Regions from separate parts of the Homo sapiens genome. Here region 2 is linked to region 1. Evidence: chromatin loops called from intact Hi-C (ENCODE). Cell type or tissue: gastrocnemius medialis. All regions are shown on one strand.

Region 1 (8,000 bases):
TAGTTTGATAAATTATATATCAGACATGTAAAATTTAAAGTATCATTTGAAATCAAAACTTGTCTGAAGACTAGCTTTTTATGTCACAAGTTCAGCTAAGCAAAGTGTCCCCTAACTATAAAACCTCCTTACTGCAGAATCCTAGAAATTACCAAAGGCAAGCTTCTTGAATGTTGATTTTGAAATTTTGCCTGCGAAAGTGCAACATCTTTCCAAGCAAATGCTTAGAAGACTCAGGGCAGAACCCAAAAACAAATGCCAGACGTTAGGGGAAAATTTTTAAAAGTTGGATTGCCAGAAAACTTCTAGCTATTTATAATTAAGCATTTTTAGCTGCTAAAAGGAAGCACATTAGATCATTTTGTTTTGCAAAACAAATGGCCAGTGTGGGTTTTAGGATGGACACTCCCAGGAGGGCTCCCCTTTCTGAGTGGGAGTCTTTGGAAATGTTCCTGATGGGATCCAGTCATTCTGGAGCGCTCTTACGAAATCGTTCATCCTAGGGCAGTTTGGTGTTTGTGAGCTTACAGCGTTTACTCCTTGCTGTCTTCTACCATAGGTCTGATCTGATGGGGGAGGCAGTGGGCAGAGGAGCTCCAGCTCTTTGGGAGGGTCCTAGAATAGTACAAACAGCACTGGGTTAGAAGTTGGGGGTTCTCATTCCTGGGACCTTGGTTGATTATAGAACTTTATTCTAGGATTCCATGAATTTGCCAAGCTGACATCGGGAAAAGGCTAAAGTTTGATTCTTGAAAGTATTGACAAGGCCCCATTTAGGAATGATTCTGCCAAGTATTCCTGGGGTCCTGCCATGGTCAGGAGAGCACCTTAAATTTGATGAGTTGTCAGGGAAGAAGCAGAGGGTATCTCTGTGTTCAGCTTTATGTATGAGAAAGTCAAGACACAAGATGGGGGCAGGACAGGGACAGCTTGAGAAAGGAGGCTTGAGATTGAGACTTGGAACTCAGGTGCCAGGGATGAATCCAAAAGGCTTGCAGGCATCTCAGCCTCAGACTTAAGCTAACATATAGCAGATAGTGGACACCTCTCCTGTTTCTTTCTTTCTTTTTTTTTTTTTTTTGAGATGGAGTCTTGCTCTGTCACCCAGGCTGGAGTGAAGTGGCATGATCTTGGCTCACTGCAACCTCCACCTCCCAGGTTCAAGCAATTCTCCTGCCTCAGCTTCCTGAGTAGCTGGTACTACAGGCGCACGCCACCACACATAGCTAATTATGTATTTTTAGTAGTGATGGGGTTCTCCATGTTGGTCAGGCTGGTCTCAAACTCCCGATCTCAGGTGATCCCCCTGCCTCAGCCTCCCAAAGTGCTGGGATTACAGGCGTGAGCCACCGTGCCCTGCCAATATTTGTCTTTTTAGTAGAGATGGGGTTTCACCATGTTAGCCAGGCTGGTCTCCAACTCCTGACTTCAGATGATCCGCCCACCTTGGCCTCCCAAAGTGCTGGGATTACAGGCGTGAACCACCGCAGCCAGCTTTTTTTTTTTTTCTGGCCCTGCAATCTTGATTCCCCAGAGTTAGGGTCTGATTTCAGATGTTAAGGCAGGCTCAAAGTGGGGCATCTGCTCGCCACAAGAAGGTGAGAGGTCAGAAAGAAGAAGCAAGACCATTAGGGCTGCCTTAGTTGAAGAAAGGGGGCTCATCTCTCATTTTCTCAGAAGTTTCACAATCCAGAAAGGGGAGAACGGAAAGCAGCCTCCTAAGGAGTTCTCGAATTTCTTTCTCACTTTTCCTTTGTTTTCTCGCTCTCTCACTCTCTTCTAAGATTTATTTTTAAATGGGGTTCTTATTTTGGGGGGACTTTCTGAGCAGGAACTACCTTTTTTTTGGAGGGAAATAAATGAGAACACAAATTATTCAGGGCTGGGAAGTGGAAACAATGAAAGAAAGCAAGGCTACTCAGAACCGGCTGGCAGATGGCGCTCGGCTTTTACGATTGACAGCCTGGCTTTCAAAAATTCACCCTTGCGCCGGCGCCTAAGGCAGAACCCGCATCCCCCTCCCTAAATCCTCCTTCCCAAGGACACGGCCCCTGCCCCTAAGGCTGAGGAATGTTTTTAAAAGGTTTCAGTTGAGCAATTGACATCTAAGGACAAATCCCGGCAACTTTTAACGAGTGGATCTGAAGATCTTAGCCAAGGCAGGAAAGCACACGATCAGGTAACCTCCAGATTCACCGCCCTGGTGCCCCGGTTCTCCTGGGAACTGGTCCTGAGATCTTGGACAAATCCCTGGTTCTAGTTTTTCTCAATTGAAAAAACAGGAGGGATGTCTTTCTCACTTTAAAACTTATTTAATTATCTTATAAAGTTTCAATAGATGAGGTATGCCAACCCCCTATCCAACACAAATTTTTTTAAATGTCTGTTCCAAAATGGCAGATTGTATAGGAAATCAAATGGTAGGGCCCTCTGTTGTCCTTTGGTAAATAATTAATAGTTTCTGGGTCCCAATCACCGGGAGAATCTTTGTGGGAGCAGAGTTTGGTGGTAAACTCTTTCACACCTCAATCAAGGGCTAGAAAAGAGGTTCATAGGTGAGCAGAGCTCCAGTTTCCACCAGGGAAATCTAAGGGGCCTACCTGGAGAAGTTAGCATTTAAGACAATATGGAGAGATGAAGTAGAATTTGAGGTGCATGGTCAATGATTGTTTACAGAGAAGGGACTTGCTAGGGATACATCATTGCTTTTCCATTCATGCAAGTATCATTGTGTTTTTCAGGATCTCTGAGACCTCAGGGCTAGTTTTAAGTTCTTCCCCTCCTCAACCCCTCTCCACTTCTCAGTGCTTCACGGCACACTGGGGCATTCTCACTAGCGAAGGTGTCCTCTCTAAGGATGGGACCCCTACTGTCCATCTCAGGCTCAGCACTGCCTTGGGGCAGGCCACTTCTGGCTTCTTTAGGCCTCGTTTCCACGGGAGGGGAAGCTGGGTCCGATGGTGTCTGGGTCAAATTCCTTGGTTCCAAGAACAGGTACCGTTGCCATTCCCTTCCATTTCTGCCCCCTGCACCACCCCACCCAGCAGCTGGAAAATGATGAGGTCATCTATTTGAGAAGGGCCACACAGGCCTCCCACACAAGGACCTACAAAGTCCTCCAATGGGAATTTATTTCTTTCTGATCAAATTTACCCTCCATACCCCATTCATATACACATTCTTTCTCCCCTCTCTCTTAAGATTGTAAAGTTAAAGAAACTGAATACACAGGGTTGATTTAAGGTAAACGTCCCTCCCACCCATCTATTTAAAAAATTTTCTTTTACTTGATAACTTTCCTACAACATGATTCTCTTATGCCCATATTCCTCTGAGGATTCTTTAAAGCTTTTCTTGCACTTTCTCCTCCTCACAGTCCCTGACTTCTAGCCCTGAGTGGTGGCTGAGGGCAGGTGACCCTGTAGACCGTGGGGAACAGAGGAGGCCAGGGCAGGTGGCTGCCTCTTTCCAACCTTTCCTGGGCCATGGGAGCTCCTCCCCACCAGAGGTCAGCAGAGAGCTCAGAATGGCTGGGTCTGCTCTCAGAAATTGGGATCTTGGAATTCTCTAGATGAAATGTAGGATGCCCAAATGGAAAAAAAGCCCCATGTTTCCAGGGTGTTTTGGTTGGGGCTCTCATCCTGTCTTGGGTCCCGGGGACCTTACTTTTAACACCAATACAGCCATTCTGTGCTTTTCTCAGGGGAGGGGTGGTTGGGGGTTTGGTCTGTTTATTTGGTGGCTTTCTTGGTCAGTCTTCTCCCTGCGCCAGACGCACAAATCCCTCCCTTAGAGGGAACCACACCCTCTTAGAACTCTCCCTTCTGGGGCCCAACTGCCCACTTTCGCTTCCCACATGACATGGAACCCACATCCCACACTTGGCCGGGCGCCTTTTCTTCTAGTTGTATTTATTGTTAAAATGACATCATAATATTACAGGAAATCCCCCCAGCCTACCCTCACCCTGCTGTGATTTTACTGATCATTATCTCCCCCTGTTCTTTACTCAGGTGTATGCATAGTTTTGAGAGGGCATGAATCATGGTGTGCAGTTTCATATTAATCCCCCTGCTCCACAAACACACACTACAGGACAGTTTCCTTAGAGCTCTTCCATGTTCGCCATCGTCCTTCCACAGTTCTTTCACTTGTTCAGTCCTTTCGCTAGCGGGGAAGAGCAGGGAAAGAATTGAGGTTCCCTCCCTTTGTTTTTCCTTCTCTGATCTTTTGAAATCCCGGGGTCCTTGTGAACGACTCAGAAATTAAAACCAATTCCCTTTGGCCAGTTGTTTATTGTTGAAAGAGAGAGACAAAGAGAAATTAAGGTGCAAACGGAAGGAAAGAAGTAAATAGAGATTAAATTTAAAAATTTGAAAGGGAGCAGTGGTTCACGCCTGTAATCCCAGCACTTTGGGAGGCCGAGGTGGGCAGATCACCTGAGGTCAGGAGTTCAAGACCAGCCTGACTAACATGGAGAAACATCATCTCTACTAAAAATACAAAATTAGCTGGGCATGGTGGCGCATGCCTGTAATTCTAGCTACTCGGGAGGCTGAGACAGGAGAATCGCTTGAACCCGGGAGGCAGGGTTTGCAGTGAGCCGAGATTGTGCCATTGCACTCCATCCTGGGCAACAAGAATGATACTCCGTCGAAAAAAAAAAAAAAAACAAACAACAAAAAAAAAACCAAAAAAATTAAAAGGGAGAGAGAGGAGGAAAAAAGAGGGAAAGGAAAGAGAGAAGGAAGGAAGAAGGAAGGGAGGGAGGAGGGAGGGGGAGAAAAGAAAAGAAAGGAAAAGAAAAAAGAGAAGAAAAGAAAAAAGAAAAGAGTGCCTTTGCCAAGTTTAGCTCTAAGCACCAAATGGGGTCCTTGCCCTCTAGGAACTTCTAGTCCAGAACAGAGGAGAGGATCAGGTTGCAAGTGATTATCCTTCTACCAGGCAGGGGGTGGAGCGCTGCCAAGGAGGGTGTGGCTGGCACAGCTGAGGGGCCAGGCTGGCTAGACCGGACAGGAGTACGGGGAGGAGAGGCAGGTTCACAATCCAGGCTGGGGCATCCTCTCCTCCCCATCTCACTGCCCCATGAGGTCCCTTGTTCGTTCAAGTGCCAACCAGAAGAGCTGGGACAGAGGCCTCTCTTGTGTGCCAAGACGGGGGCCACCACCACCCTCTGAGCTCTGACCACTGCCCTCTCACCTCTTATTGCTTTCCCAAGTGTTTACCTCCTGATTCTAAAACGATGGTCCAATTTTTGTTTTATTTTAAAGTTAGGAACACACTGCATGTAGCACACTTCATGGAGCACAAGTGTTTTCACATGCCTTATCCCACTAAGTGGTTTTGTTTTGTTTTAGAAAGTCTGGCACACAGAGAACCTTCTAGTTCTTTAAAAAAAAAAATCATAAATTTTTAAATTTGATAATTATCCAGAACAAAACAAAGCAAACCCTAAGGTTAAAAGTGAGCATCCTATAAGTTAAGTATAGATCTTTGATGTTGGGGAAACCTTTGAATTTTACAAATCGATGTCCTTGAGAATTGGGTTCCAGCCAGACCCACTGTAGGCATTGTTTTCTTTTTTTCTTTTTCCTTCCTTCCTCCCTTCCTTCCTTTCTTCCTCCCATTCCCCCTCCCCACTTTGAAAAACAAGTTTTATTCTCTTGGGTTATGTTCATTAGAGAGGGAAGACAATTCTGTTCAGCAAGGAAAGGTGAGGGGAAGAGAAAAGGGGGGAATTCAGCCAGAGGAGAACAGGGACAAGGTTGATTGCTCTGTGCTGGGGTGAGGGTGGGGGGCAGAGAGAGAACATCACAGCCAGATGCAAATCACAAGAGCAGACCTTCAGCTTCCTGGCATTGGTGGGGAAAATATTCCGTCAGCTGCCTTTCTATGTCCTGGGCTTCATTCATCAGCTCAAGAGAAAAAAAATAAAATCAAAATTTCATCCTAATTTGTTGTGGTTGGACCCCATTCTCCCACATTTTGGCCTTCTTGTAAAGCACAACCACAAAGGCAGAAGTGGCTTCCTGGGCTGACCTGCCTCTCAGTTCATTCTCAAGGCGTTAGCCTCATCCCATCAGGAGGAGTTCAGACTCTCCCCAAGCACCAAGAGTTAGAAATGTGTTGCTAATTGATTTGAGCTAAATTTGTGTTGCTTTGAGACTTAGCAAAATGGCTGATTAGGGGCCAGTGTTGGGGAAAATAATTGCTGATCTAATAGCTATGAAAAGGAACTCATTCACAAATATGTTTATAAAATGGGCCTTCTGTGACATTTTGGAATTGTCAGGGAGTTAGGGGTCACGGTGGTTCTTCAGGAAGAAAGAAATGTTGTTGGGAAATGTTTAGTGGAAATTTAGCATAAAATGACATGCCTAATTTAAGAAAACAGTTAAATCCATCATGGTTCCAAGTGAAAACAGTTGTCACAAATTAATTTTTCAAATGTTTGACTATTGGCAGGTCTGAGGTTTACTCATCTGTAGGTTATGTCCAACTTGGCAAAAGCATGGAATCCTGCCCAGTCCTTGGTACACAGGGACTAGCACATGTACCCATTTTTTCTCACTGATAAGTTATTTCCTAATTTTTTGGTTAACTTGAAGGTCGAAATAGCCTTACTCCTTTTTGTCTGTCTAGTAGCATCTCTAAGCTTGCAGTAGCTGCTCACGTGTCTGCCACGCCCCTTAGAAGGACGAATCCTTGCCTGGTCGGTGAGTTTGCCTCAATTCGGGCATTTTCATTTGTTCATTCATTCGATATACATGTATTGAGTGCCAAATATGTGCCCTTCCCCGTGGGGAAGACAAAAGTATGAGACACTGCTACTCCCTTGATGGAATCAAAACAAACCCAGGAAGTTAACAAGAGTGGGCAGTCTCTGCTAAGCGATTACACAGGGAATAAATAAGGAAAGATGGAAAGATTGTCAACCAAAAGACTTCAACAACCTGCTAAGAGTCTTCCAGCCCAGTTGAGCACACCAAATCAGAGGTTACCTAAAAGTGTCATGAGTGCTGATAATTAAACTGCAGAAAACCTAGAAGGATCTGCTGGGGTCAAAACAAGCAACATTTGACAGGCACAGCCATTCAGATTTTCATGCCACTCTGAGGCTGAAAATTTCTGCACAAACAGCAGTGACTGAACCTTTGCTAGTCACAGGATAGACCTCCCTGTTGATAGGGTAGACCTCCCTGTTGATAACTTGTCAGTCATGGGACTGAATGAGGCCTTTCTCCAGGAGGCACAGCCCAGAGGGTTACTGGCCATGCTGAGGAGGCAGTCTTGCTTCCAGGAGGGGCTGCAGAGGCCTGGCCCAAGAGTGGTGCTGAGAACTGCCTTTTGCCAACTTCTTTCTTTCATTGTGCACTCTCTGGAGCCAAACTATGCCTTCCAGGATCTTTCAAGACTAAAATTCTCTTAGGAAGATGGGCCCAATATTTCCCACCTAACCTTAGAAATCTTCTATGTCTAGGATTAGTGTTTTGAGAGTTAGATGGGAAAGTGTAGTTTGCAGCCAGATCCTTATGTACTACAGAGTGCTTTCACCTTAGTGCTTTCATCCTCCATCTTAGCTCCAACCCTCCATCTTAGCTCTTGGGCTGGCCCCCGTCTTAGCTCTAGCCTTACATCTTAGCTCCTGGCCTGCCCTCCATCTTAGCTTCTGGCCTGCCTTCTATCTTAGCTCCTGGCCTGCCCTCCATCTTAGCTCCTGGCCTGCCTTCTATCTTTGCTCCTGGCCTGCCCTCTATCTTTGCTGCTGGCCTGCCTTCCATCTTAGTTCCTGGCCTGCCCTCTATCTTAGTTCCAGTCCTCCATCTTAGATCCTGAGCTTTGGGTCTCTTTTGTTTTGTTCCCTAATGCAGATAGAGATAGTCTATATTCAAATACTATAATTAATTTCCAGCCATTGTGGAATGAAAAACACATTTTAATTTCCAGAATTTAATTTCCAACTTTCCTTTCACAAATACTTTTAAATTATCTATTTATTA
Region 2 (8,000 bases), 280 kb after region 1:
ACAATGAATACTTTGTTAGTATAAGCGTGTCCCAAAGCCTGCACAGGATATACTTAAACTAAAATATTTATTATTTCTTCGAAATTCAAATTTAAGTAGGCAATCCTGTATTTTTATAGATCATCTATGAATAGTAACCATAGCATAGGGGACCCACCGTATGAGACTCAGAACCATCATCTGGGAGGAACGTTGAGGCAAACTTCTCCATCCAGATTAATTCCTGACCTTCTGAGAATAACAAACAGCCCACTATGCTGTGGCCAGTACTCCGCGCCAGCACACGCTGTCATTTTGTGGGCAAGGAGCTCTCCTTGAGTCTGCCCAACGGAGGTGTGTAGTGATTTGTTGTCCAGGAGAGAAACAGAGGCTCAGGGAGGTTGGTGTGGCGCACCCGAACGCTCAGTCAGCTCCTGGCCTGTCTCTCTGCATAGTACTCGCTGGCTGTGGGCGGGCGGGCCGTGCCAGCTTCAGAGGAGCAGTAATAACAGGTTAGCTTGGAAGTTCTCCTTGCAGAGATGGGAACGGCTGTGTCAACCATGCAAATTATATACAAATACACTTGGCCCGCCTGCCCAGATGGGAGACCCATGAGCACAGCCTCCAGCCGTCCATGGGTTTCCGATAGTGCAGGGGTACCGGGCTGATAGCGGCTGGGTCTCTGGAGAGGCCCATGTTCCCGGTACATGTGGGCTGGGACACATGCACACACTTACTTTCCTGGTGTGGATGAAGATGCGAGGGGGCTAGCATGGAGGTGGATGCCTAAGGCTGGAGGGGGTGTGTTGATGTGTGCATGACCTGCCACCCTGATCTGTGTATTCCCAGCAAGCCACATGGCTTCTGTCTCCTGGGATAACCCTTCCTGAGGCTCCAGCACCCATCTCTGGACAGAAGGAAATGGCCCTTTCCCTGGGCACCCTCCTGCTGAGATGCCACAGGACTGCAGACCTTTGAGGAGAATAATCCTAACCACAGTGATGCTACTGTGAGCGTTGACCAGGTGTTTATGATACACCCGACCCTGTGCTAGCATCTTGTGCTTAATTCTCCCATGTGCCTGGGGCTCTTGTTGCCCTGACTTGACAGATGAAAACCTCGAGGCTTAGAAAGGTAAAATAACTTGGCCACAACTGGTGAGATACCGAGCCAAGATTCCACCTGAGTTCTGCAGGCCGGTCAGGTGAATCGCTGCCAGGTGAATGAGGGATGGCTTTCAACACCAGCTCCTGGGCGTGGACTTTCTGAAGAGAGCACTGTTTTGAAAAGTCCTTTATGGAGATTTGTAGTAGTTTTAGCTAAGATTGTTTTGTATTTGCGCTCTTAGAGTTAGTAGGTTTGCCTCAAATACTGGTGCCGGCTGAGCCCCATGTATTGGAGATGTTCTCCACGAGGGAACGCTGAACCTTCGGGAGACCCATAGGAGGTGGCTGCCCAGCCCCTCTGTCTAGCGATGCTGCAAGGGGAAGGTGTACACCAAAGGCAGGGCTTGATTGAATGGTTGAACATGCTGGTGTGGGGGCCATATAGCCTCAGCCACAGGTTGTCTTTGCCAGTCTCTGGCTGAGTGGTTTGGGGCGAGCTGCCTCACCACTATCAACCTCCTTTCCTCATCTGTTAAGTAATATTTGTAATGACAGCACCTCCCTCACACCCCAGCTTGGAGGTTTCACTAGTCTGTTGCCTGATCAATCATAATAGTTATTAGTCATTGCTGTTTGCCAGGTACCAGCTTAGGTGCTAGAAAGAGCTAGTAATGAGAAAAAAAGTACAGCGCTCACTTTTGAAGATCTTAGGAGTCCAGAGAGCTAAGCTAAATCCACTACAATGTAAGACAGGCATAAATTCACCTAAAAGTGTCACAGGGACTCTGCTGCTGAGGTTCGGGAGTGGGAGATCACCACTTACAGGGGGTTGGGGGTTTCCAGAGGCCTTGGTTGAGGAGGCAGCGAGTAGGTGGACAGGTGGATTTTGGGTTTGTGGATCAAGAGAAGGAAGGGAATTCCTGGCTGAGGAACAGCATAAGCAAAGTGTGGAGGAGAGCCTGGGGGCCTTTGGTTTGATTGGAGGGTGCACGCATCCATCCGTGCATGCCGGGGCAGTGGGCTTGGAGCTGGCGAATAGGGTACAAAGTCCCTGCTCTTTTGGGGATTGCAACGTTAAGCAAGTAATGATACATTTAATTTTTTAATTGCAGCTGTGATGAACTCTGGGGAATCTGAGCTGCTCAGGGAGCAGGTGCCCGAGGCTTCCCTGAGGGCATAAGTGAAGCTTGAGTAGGAGGCAGTAGGGAATGGAAAGAGCACTTCAGGCCTTGAGTACAGCTCCCTTGGGGCCCCTGACATGGGCCAGCATCCAAGGAGCCAAAAGGCCAGTATGTGGCTGTGCTGCAGGCAACCAGAAGTGGGGCTTGGGAAGTGGCTGAGGAAGTGGGCAGAGGCTGGCCTACATGGGCCCTGCTAGGTGGAGGACATTACTTTGTTCCAAGAGTGACGAGGCTACTACAAGGTTTTAGCTAGAGTGGGGATGTGTGGGTGGACTTCTGTGTTTAAAAAAGATCCCTCTGCTGGTGGTGGAGAAGGCTTTGCATGTAGCAGGGGTGAAGGTGAAGGGAGGAAACTGGACTTTGGCCAGCTCTGGACTGTACAACTTGACCAAAATCCCACTTTGCCATCGCCACCATCCTCAGTCCAACAGACTCAACAACTCACTCTTTCCCACCTGAGCAGTGTCTCATACAGTCCCTGTTCCTGAGCTCAGCACCCACCTGATTTTCCCACCACCCTTGCTGCCGAGCACACGTGCATTGGCCCCCAGCCCGCATGCTCTGTGTTCTTCCCAACAGAGCCAAATCCTGTGGAACTGGACCCGGAGAGAACAGGAAGGAGTCAACAAGATCTTAAGCCTGCTCCAGACCCCTTGCCTGACTTTTGAGAAGGTCAGGGCCCGATTTCTGTTTGTCCCTCCTCCCTGGGCTGGGCGCATCTTCCTGGGACAGCCTCCCCCTGGGAGCGGAAGGCTTGGCAGGAGCAGTGGATTGCCTCATTGAGGGAGTGAGTGCCAAGGCACACAGGGCCAAGCGCTTATTCGTGCTGGAAGCTGCCCTGGCAGCCTGGGTGCCCCGCTGCCAAGAGCTGATTGGAAGGCTGGACGGACATGTTCAATGGTTCCGGGGGCTCACCAGCACACCCTATGAAGGGCAAATGTGGTTGGGGGCTGGTGACCCCATCAAGCTGAACTCCAGGAGGTCAAGGACAGGGCAGGAGGAGGCTTTGGCCAGCATAGTCTTGGAGAGGGAATTACTGTCCTGCTACTTTGTACTGTAGCAAACTCTTTGAAAAAGCCACAAGCAATTTTTGCTCTCCCAAAATAGCTGAGAGATTCCATTGGACAATTGCTTACCAAGTACCTAATTGGAGCTGGGCTAAGAAAGAGAAATTTTCATCTACTCCTTCAAGGAGCACATGGTCTGATGAGAAAGCCTGACGTATAAACCAGTCATTACAGGGCATTGTCCTGTTCAGGTGGTGAGGAGTGACTATGGTGGCACAGGACCCTAGAGGTGGTGGAGACTCCTGCAGCCTGGTGGGTTGGTCATGCTTCACAGAGGATGCTAGAAAGAGCTAGTCATAAAAAAAGTGCAGCTCTCACTTTTGAAGATCTTAGAGTCCAGAGAGCTAAGCTAAATCCACTACAATGTGAGACGAGCCAAGATTCACCTAAAAGTGTCACAGGGACCCTGCTGCTGAGGTTTGGCAGTGGGGAGATCACTTCTTGCAGTGGGTTGGGAGAGCCAGATTTGGTTTTCCCATGTAGGATTGGGGAAAGACATACATGCAGAGACTAAGTGCTTCTCCAAGAATGCACACATGCTCATTCACAAGTGTTAGTAACCCACGTAGAAGGTACACATAACCGTGTTGGGACAGGACCCAGGTGGTGCGGTCCCAGAGCAGTGAGCAGAAAGCACCATGAGAACTCAAGCTCTCTGCTCGAACCCTGTGAAGCCGAAGCGGTCTCTACCCCAATCCCCTGCGATTGGTACCTCCTTTTCCTTCCACTTTCCTCCCATCCTGCAGCAACTCCAGTGTCCCTCTTCTTCAGACTCCATGAGGAGTTCCTCCTTTTGCATTGCCCTTGCTGCTTCTCTTAATGACTTTCTCTCGGAGACAAGTCCTATGCCACTTGGAACAAAACTTCTCCTGTGGCCTAAGCTCTATGTCATCTGTCCCCGGCATGCTGCCTGGCTTCTCTCCTCGCTCTGCCCACTTTGTGGGGACCCTGACAACTCATGAGCCTTCTGCTGGTTTCTGCATTGCAGGGAAGAGTGCCCATTTAGCGCCTTGGCACTCACCGCACCGTCTTTTGCCCTTTGCCCTCAGATGTGCCTGGGGCTGAATCTTTCTTATCTCCCAGGTCTGTCTTCATAGACGGCCTCCTACCCCTCCCCTGTGACTCATCATACCACTCTATTCCTTTTCCTTCATTGTGATTTTCTCTAAAATCACTTCACTCATGTACATATTTTCCTATTTATACCCGTCTCTCACACTGAAATGTCAGTCCCATGACGGCAAGGGGGCCGCTTTCTTATTCTCCCCTGATCTTACAGCCGTGAATGAAACTTGGGATGTGCTGGGGAGTCAGTCAGTATTTGCTGGACAAGTAACTTGAATACAGTTTCCCTGACACCTGGGAGGGATAATGTCTTCCTCTTTCATAGCTTTTTTTTCATTACAATCTGCCTGTTTGGCTTTTGTCATTGTTTCCCAGTTATCTTGATTATACATCATACAAAAGACTATAGAACAGTCTAGTAAAGGCAAAACCTCTCAGAAGTAGGAGGAAGGGAAGGAAGAGATTGGACAAAGTCAGAACACTTGTTAGCAGGCAGGAAAGCAGGCAAGGCTGGGCACATGAATGCACTAATATTTTTGTCTGTGTGCAGCTGTGTCTCTGTCTGCACATACATGCCTAGAGCACCCTGATGTGAATGGGAGCAGCTGGGATTTGGTGTTTTGGGTGACTGGCTGGGCTCTGGTGAGAGGTGGGTTTGTTCCCATCTTGCTCATTAGCTGGTCAACTTTTCTTGCTCTGTGATCTTTAGAATGAGGGGGTAGCAAATTGGTTTTAGCTCAGGTGCTAAATCTTACTGGGAATGATTGCCTTGGAAGTCCAGGTAAAGCTGGCTTCCGCTGCCCAGCGCAGCAGGGAGGAGTGCTGGGGCCAGGCCGCACTGTCTACCCTGAGTGTAGGAAGGAGAGAAGGGGCACCGTATTGTGATGTGGCTGCATTAGATAATCCCTGAAGCACTGTTGGCTCTAAAATTCCAAAAGTCTCCCCTCCTTTGGGAATGGTAAGAGATGGGTTGGAGACCCTGAGTGAAAGGAACAATTCTCCTCCTCTGGGAAGACTTCATCTTCAGAGTCTGGCCTTGAGACACGTGCCAGAAAGCCCCTCCTAGAGAGGAAGGAGTAGGGTCCACCCAAAGGTACATGATGAGTTGTGTGCTCCCCCTCATGCTCAACCGAAGACTAAAGAGGAAGAAGTAGGGTCCACCTAAAGGGTACATGATGAGTTGTGTGCTCCCCCTCATGCTCAACCGAAGACTGAAATTCCCAGCGCTTAGAAGCAAGTCCCGTAAAAAGCTGTATGTATTTAACATACACTGTATGACTTTAGGGATAAGTATGCACCTGTGAGACCATCAGCACCATTAAGGCCGTAGACATATTCACCTCCCAAAGTTTCCTCTCGCCTCCTTTATTATTATCTGTGGCCAGAAAACATAACCTATGATCTACTGTCTTAGAAAATTTTAAGTACGTGGGCTGACTGCAATGGCTCCCGCCTGTAATCCCAGGGAGGCTGAGGCGAGCGGATCACCTGAGGTCAGGAGTCTGAGACCAGCCTGGCCAACGTGGTGAAACCTTGTCTCTACTAAAATAGAAAAAATTAGCCAGGCTTGGTGGTGGGAGCCTGTAAACCCAGCTACTCGGGAGGCTGAGGCAGGAGAATGGCTTGAACCCAGGAGGTGGAGGTTGCAGTAAGCCGAGATTGCACCACTGCACTCCAGCCTGGGCGACAGGGTGAGACTCTGTCTCAAAAATAAATAAATAAATAAATAATAGAAAAGAAAGAAAATGTTAAATAGGCAAAACGGACACTCTGCTGTGTACTAGGCCTCCAGAACTTAGCCATCTCGCATAACTGAAACTTTGTAGCCTTTGACCCTCACCTTCCCCATTTCTCCTCCCCTACTCCCTGGTGATCACCGCTGGACTCTCCGCTTCTATAAGTTTGACTGTTTTAGATTCCACATAGAAGTGACATCAGATAGTATTTTTCTTTCTCTGCCTGGCTTATTTCACTGAGAATAACGTCCTCTGGGCCCCTCTGTGTTGTTGCAAAGGCAGAATTCTTAAAAGGTGGAATAAACATCTCAACTAAATATTTTTTTAAAAAGAAGAAAGAACTTTAAAACCATTCTTTAAAATTTTATTTTAATTTTTTACTTTTTATGGGCACATGGTAGGTGTATATATTTATGGGATACGTGGGATATTTGGATACAGGCATGCAGTGTTTAATAACCACATCAGGGTAAATGGTGCATCCATCACCTCAAGCATTTATCATCTCTTTGTGTTATAAACATTCTGATTATACTCTTTTAATTTTTAAATGTGCTATAAATTATTGTTGACTGTAGTCATCCTGTTGTGCTATCAAATTCTAGCTTATTCATTCTAACTATAGTTTTGTACCCATTAACCATCCCCACTTTCCCGCCCACTCCCCTACCCTCTTATCTCTGTGAGTTCAATTGTTTTAATTTTTACCTCCCACAAATGAGCGAGAAAGAAGAAAACAAAATTAAAAACTAAAATGAAAACAAGTCCTACTGAAAGTGTGGGGGCGGATCCGTGTGCTAAGGGAAGAGGGAAATGAGGCTAGGCTCACTCTTTCCTCCGGCTGTGGATGGGATTCTGAACTCTGGCTTGGGAGGCGAATTGGGTGGCTTATCATTTGAGAGCCCTGCCACCTTCCAAAAAGGATTTGAGGGGACTTACAGTGAGAACATACTCAGAGGATAGACAGTGAGAAATAAAACCAGAGTGAAAGGTCATAGGCCACCAAAAGGAAGAGAAAACCAAACCCTGGGAAGGGCCAGGGTCTCTCAGACCAGGACTTGGATTCAAGGAACAGTCATCATTTGGTTTCATAAGGACAAAGGATTCTTGGCTTGGAGAAGAGTTGGCAGAGGCTAATATACAAATCTGTGTTTAAATCTGTTTATTGAAATGTTTAAACATATTGTTTTTGTAAATACATCCAACAGACACTGATTAGCCAGCCCCCCAAGTGATGGGTGTGGCAGGGTCCCAGCCCTGCCATTTTGTTCCCCATCTGGGCCAGTAAACTCTTCCCTTTAAAAAAACAAATAAGAAAGCAAACTCCTTACATAAGAAACTTCTGGGGCTGCAAGGAGGGGGAACCAGCTTTTCTTGTTGTAGCTGAAATATAAACATTTTTTCTTTCTGGTCCTGAAAAATTAATCTACAAAAACAGTGGGTGACACCAAAGAAATCACTTCAGGTGCTGGAAATGATTTCATTTTCTCACTCTATGATTAAAAGTCGGTAGCCAAGTGCTCAGGAGCCACATCACATCTTCCTAAGCAGGAATGTACCACACCCTGCTCTCCTCTGGCTTTGCTTCTGTTCCTCAGGCGCTTTCATTATCTGTGATGCAGTGAGACTGGCCCGTGGCGACAGGGAGCTGCAGAAGGCGATTACTCCGGGGGAGCATTGGGCACTGAGAGGTTGTGTGCCTTTCCCCCAGGACCCAACAGTCACAGCCTGGCGTGCGCAGGAAGCCAGCTTGATGGAGCCATCTCCGTCAATGTGACGGGAGCATTTCCAGAAAGGGTCCAGGGGGCATTTATTTCCAAACAGTCTGTGCTGCACAGGGAGAGGGGACGAGGCAACAGGTCAGCA

What was found. Hi-C counts contacts between places; a loop is a spot of excess contacts. Peaks named below come from ENCODE experiments on the same cell type or tissue, not always from the same donor. Only the 100,000 strongest peaks of a DNase experiment are listed, where the experiment ranks them.
Region 2: a loop joins it to region 1, with 4 times the contacts of the local background. A loop is called at or near these places in 4 of 110 quality-filtered maps.

Annotation. Positions count from the first base shown.
Region 1 is chr20:58,866,958-58,874,957 of GRCh38, forward strand. LOC101927932 (a long non-coding RNA gene) reads right to left here. Exons shown (of 5, transcript NR_126334.1): 4 at 529-615. It also overlaps a transcript of GNAS not described here. Among named protein-coding and RNA genes, the nearest start is that of GNAS, 20 kb to the right of the region's middle. In gastrocnemius medialis, CTCF peaks have their summits at 2,000 and 3,499 (motif pointing right); a DNase peak (open chromatin) is centred at 3,484.
Region 2 is chr20:59,150,422-59,158,421 of GRCh38, forward strand. It overlaps a transcript of ZNF831 not described here. Among named protein-coding and RNA genes, the nearest start is that of ZNF831, 9.4 kb to the right of the region's middle. In gastrocnemius medialis, no CTCF peak of the experiment used is centred here; a DNase peak (open chromatin) is centred at 3,030; H3K27ac peaks cover 424 bases.